Linked DNA regions of Homo sapiens: region 2 is linked to region 1. A link is a loop called in an ENCODE intact Hi-C map of the cell type or tissue named here. Cell type or tissue: heart left ventricle. All regions are shown on one strand.

Region 1 (2,500 bases):
AATGCCAAAATCTCTCTCACTGGCAGGACACATCGGGTAAATATTTCTACTGCAGGAGACCACATTCATTTGATGCTACTGCCAGTTTTATTATTGTTATTATGCTCATTAATATTAATACTCAGCCACTGTACCTATTTAAGATTGAAGAGGAGAAAGGCAAGGTTTTGCTGAAATCATGATAGCAGGTGCAGGGGGAAGAAAGTAGCCCCTACTCCACCCCCCGGCCTCAATCTCCCGCTAACAACAGTTACAGCACCAGCCTTCTGCAATCCCTTCCATCATCCTCAGCTGCACAGAGACCCCCTGCAACTTCCTCTCCAGGTGGCTGTAAATCTGGGACCTAGCAGTGACAATGGGTTTGGGGCGGGTGGGCATGAGGGGCTTGAAGGCTCCTTGAAGCGACCTTCCTAGTTATAATATTTGAAAATGTAGAATAATTTATGGGTCAGATTGCCAATGGTTCCTTCTCCTTTCTAAAAACCAATTCTGAATTTGCTTCACCATATTTTTGATGATGTGTTTTATGGCCTCACAAACTCCCAGCTGGTTCCCTCGATGATCTCGTCTCTGTGGTTACTGTCAACAATCCACATTCGTGTTGTGGCATATCATCTTACAGAAGCATTTAAAGCAGCTCAGGGCTTCTTTCCTCTGATGTAGATTTTCTCCATTGTTACTCAACGAGGCTCTGACATCAGCCTCCTTTCAGTTCAAAAGACAGGACGTTTTTCTGGGAGTCAGGAACTGAATGCAGAACTTCCCGCGGGCTTCACAAAGGACCGCCGAAAGGGACAGTCACACACTGCCATGGATGTGGTCTCCTCTCTGAGGAGCTGGGAATAACGCTGCCCTCCCACAGGCGCTGCTCCCAGGAGGGGCGGGAAAGCATGATGCCAAAGGGCAGTTTCAAAACTGGGCCCCGGGGAGCAGCAGCGTTAGGTGTGGACAACATGAAAAAGCACCTAAGACCCAGTGCTGTCCTGCAATGAGACAGAGACGCGGCCACTGTCCCGCACAGCCCCACGGGCAGAGGAGGCGCTCCAGAGGAGGGACTTTGAGAGACGACGCAATGTGCCTGCTGTGGGAAGTCACAAGACAGCTGCTATTCCCGGGCCGTCAGGGCCAGGCCAGCCTGGCTAGCTGCTGAGAGGGTCTGCACAGTGACTCCATGAGGTTAGCAAAATATATATATTTTTAAAGCCTAGCAACCTTTCCTAAACATTTTTTTTTAATCACCAAAACATCACATTGTAAGGAGTTTCAGATTATTCCCAACATTTCCCAATGTCAAGTCTTGGACAACATGTCTGCACCAAACATGTGCTTCTAAATAGAAAACCGAAAGTCCCTGTCAATCAGGAAGGTAACACTCTGGAGAGGAGGAGGAAAGGAAGTGAGACAGTGCTGGTGTCTTTTGTCATTAGGACAGTGGAGATGCGGCTGCTTGACCCAAGCAGCATACTGGAAGGACAGCTGAGAGCAAAAACGGAAAGGGAGCGTGGAGGTTTTCACAGCAGGACGTGTGTGGGCAGAAGGATTCTCCAGTGTCCACAGCAGGATACGTGTGTGGAGATGGATTCTCCAGTGTCCACGGCTGGACGTGTGTGGCAAAAAGGATTCTCCAGTGTCCACGGCGGGACATGTGTGGAGATGGATTCTCCGGTGTCCATGGCAGGACGTGTGCGGCGAGAAGGATTCTCCAGTATCCACAGCGGGACGTGTGTGAGTAGAAGGATTCTCCAGTGTCCACGGCAGGATGTGTGTGGCGAGAAGGATTCTCCAGTGTCCACGGTGGGAAGTGTGTGGCGAGAAGGATTCTCCAGTGTCCACGGCGGGACGTGTGTGGCAAGAAGGATTCTCCAGTATCCACGGCGGGACGTGTGTGAGTAGAAGGATTCTCCAGTGTCCACGGCAGGACGTGTGTGGCGAGAAGGATTCTCCAGTGTCCATGGTGGGAAGTGTGTGGCGAGAAGGATTCTCCAGTGTCCACGGCAGGACGTGTGTGGCAAGGATTCTCCAGTATCCATGGCGGGACGTGTGTGAGTAGAAGGATTCTCCAGTGTCCACGAAAGGACGTGTGTGGCGAGAAGGATTCTCCAGTGTCCACGGTGGGAAGTGTGTGGCGAGAAGGATTCTCCAGTATCCACAGCGGGATGTGTGTGAGTAGAAGGATTCTCCAGTGTCCACGGCGCGACGTGTGTGTGAGTAGAAGGATTCTCCAGAGTCCACGGCGGGACGTGTGTGGTGAGAAGGATTCTCCAGTGTCCACGGCGGGATGTGTATGGCGAGAAGGATTCTCCGGTGTCCACGGCAGGACGTGTGTGGCAAGAAGGATTCTCCAGTGTCCACGGCGGGACGTGTGTGGAGATGGATTCTCCAGTGTCCACAGCAGGACATGTATGGCGAGAAGGATTCTCCGGTGTCCACGGTGGGACGTGTGTGGCGAGAAGGATTCTCCAGTGTCCACGGCGGGACGTGTGTGGCGAGAAGGATTCTC
Region 2 (2,500 bases), 85 kb after region 1:
GGTGCTCCTGGGCATCACTGGGCCCACTTCGCCAAAGGGAAACTGAGGATGATGACTCGCCATAGCTCAGAATAGCCCACGTGTGGCAGAGCTGGACTCAGCAGAGTGAGGACTCCAGTGTCCCCGCCAGCCCGATCTCTTCATGGAAGGTCTGGTCAGCCTGCCCTCAGCCCTGCGCCCTGCAGGGCACTGTGATGACTGGCCAGCACAGCCCACACCAAAGCTCTCCTACGACGCAAGTCACCGCAGAGATGAAGACAGAGCCATGCACGTTCCCCTCCTCTCAACCTCCATCCTGGAAGGCTCTCCCCTGGGACTGAGACACAGCTTCAAAGAAGGAGCCACGTGGGGTACAAGGGCATAGAGGGAGCACCCCTCCGGGCAGCCCAGGCTCCCCACCCACCCTGATGCCTGCTGGGCTGGGACACCGGGCAGCGTGGCCCTGGCTCCAGGCCCTGGCTTTTCCTTGGAGAACTGGAATCCAGTGGGAAAGATGGATATGGCGGACTGCAAGGGTTTGCAAGGGACCGTCCTGGGGGGGTGAGGTTTGCCTCTCTAGTAACCTGGAGGTGTCATCCACTTTGTGTATTAATCCTGGGGGCTCCCCTCAGTACACTACGTACCTGAAACTCTTGGAAACAAGAGCAGCTCCTCAGACAGCCCTAACCACCGGGGAGACAAGTCTGCCTATACAACCAGACTTCCTTTGGTGGGAAAGCACACCTCCCACCCCACACCCACCCTAGAGTAGCCGGGGCCTTGGCCTCAGGGCTGCCACCGCAGCTGTTCAGAAGAGCCACATCATCAGCTCAGGCGCACTATGTGCTATAGACACAGGCACGCAAGCCTCGTCTGTGGGGAAGGGTCGTTAACTGGAGAAAGGTCATACTTCCAGTCTATTACCCACCGTAATGAGCAAATGCAAATGAGAGACCTTTCTCAGGTCATAAGAGACTGTGTGTTTTGGAAACCTGAATAATCCCTTAACTGAGGAGGAAACTCAAGAGGAATAAGCCAGCATTTCTGGGGCTCAGGGCCCTGTGTTGTATTATTCCAGAGACCTCCAGGCAACAGATGCCCCCACAACCAGCCTCCCAGAGTAGCTGAGATTACAGGCATGGACCACACTGCCCAGCCCAGCTGTACTCTCACAGAAAGAAGATATAAAACTTCTTGGAAAAACTTACTAAAGAATGCAAATTACTACACAGCAATCTTTAGGTATCTGTAAGCACTGGACATCTCCAGTTTGAACCACAGACAAATGTCAATTATCCAAGGTCATGCATGAAAACAGTACCAAGAGTGGTTGCCCAAAAAACACTTCCATAGGCTTTGCAAAGAGTCTGTTTTAATACTTCGCTTGGCATACAGATGTGTCTGATAATCAGGGAGTTTACTGCCTGGCAAATAATGAAGCCACCCTAAGAAGGTCTACACAGTCCAAGGACAGAAGGGCGTGTGGGCTTCTCCTTCTCGAGCTCCCCACCCTTTCCTGCTGAGGACAGCAAGGGCAGGTGTCTGCAAGCCAGCCTCCTCCCTCACCATCCCTGTCCTGAGGAGATAATGAGTCCTTTTGGTTTAATGGACCTCCTGCTGGGCTGCAGCAAACACAGAAATGCAAAAGTAAGAAAGAAACTGTAATTTGTGACAATGGGGGACTTTAGCATATTCTCCAGTTAATCGTGTAATTAGTAAATGGAAACATGACTCCTCTTTGTAAAATTCAAATTCCACAGCCTGGCATCAAATGCACTCCAGTGTCTGGGTCCTGCCTGTCCTCTGGCCTCTAAGTGACAGTGACAATAGAGATGCCAACTGCATGAGGAAGGTACTGAACTGTACATTCACTGGCCCACTTAGTGCAATGAGGTGGGTATCAGTAACCCCATCCTACAAGGATGAAACGGGCTCCAAGAGGTCATGTGACTTGCCCAAAGCAACAAAGCCAAGCAATGGTGGGGATGGAGGCATCTCCCAAGGATGCCTGGCCCCAAGGCCCACCTGCTGTCCCTTCAACCAAGAGTCTTGCCTGCTAAGGCAGGCACCCCAAGATGTTCATCTCTGGATTTCATTTGTGCCTGGCACAAAACGAGGCATGAGGTAGACCTCCACTACAAATTTTGGAACAAAGCATGGTGGACTATAGTGCACCTCTGGTTTGAGAAAATATGTCCAGCACACCACCAGAGCAACACCATCCACTTATTTAATGATCACAAACAAGAAAACCTCGGGTATGGGTAGAAACGCAGGTACTCTCTTATAATTATTTCTTTTCCCAGTGATTTAAAAAAAAATTTTTTTTTTTTAATTTCTGGAGTTTCTCTATGTTGCATGGGCTGCACTCCTACTCCTGGGCTCAAGCACTCCTCTGCCTCAGCTTCCCACAGTCGCTGAGATTACAGGCGTGTGCCACCCCGCCCAGCCCAACCATACTCTCTCCTAGAAAGAAGATATAAAACTTCTTGGAAAAACTTACTAAAGAATGCAAATCACT

The links. Peaks named below come from ENCODE experiments on the same cell type or tissue, not always from the same donor. Only the 100,000 strongest peaks of a DNase experiment are listed, where the experiment ranks them.
Region 2: a loop joins it to region 1, with 2.2 times the contacts of the local background. A loop is called at or near these places in 3 of 110 quality-filtered maps.

Annotation. Positions count from the first base shown.
Region 1 is chr18:13,498,856-13,501,355 of GRCh38, reverse strand. All of the region lies in intron 4 of LDLRAD4 (low density lipoprotein receptor class A domain containing 4), which reads right to left. Among named protein-coding and RNA genes, the nearest start is that of LDLRAD4-AS3, 29 kb to the right of the region's middle. RefSeq lists an enhancer at 459-1,116. In heart left ventricle, a CTCF peak has its summit at 990; a DNase peak (open chromatin) is centred at 1,065; H3K4me3 peaks cover 786 bases; H3K27ac peaks cover 1,654 bases.
Region 2 is chr18:13,413,714-13,416,213 of GRCh38, reverse strand. The region is part of intron 3 of LDLRAD4 (low density lipoprotein receptor class A domain containing 4); the gene reads right to left. Among named protein-coding and RNA genes, the nearest start is that of LDLRAD4-AS1, 13 kb to the left of the region's middle. In heart left ventricle, no CTCF peak of the experiment used is centred here; no DNase peak of the experiment used is centred here.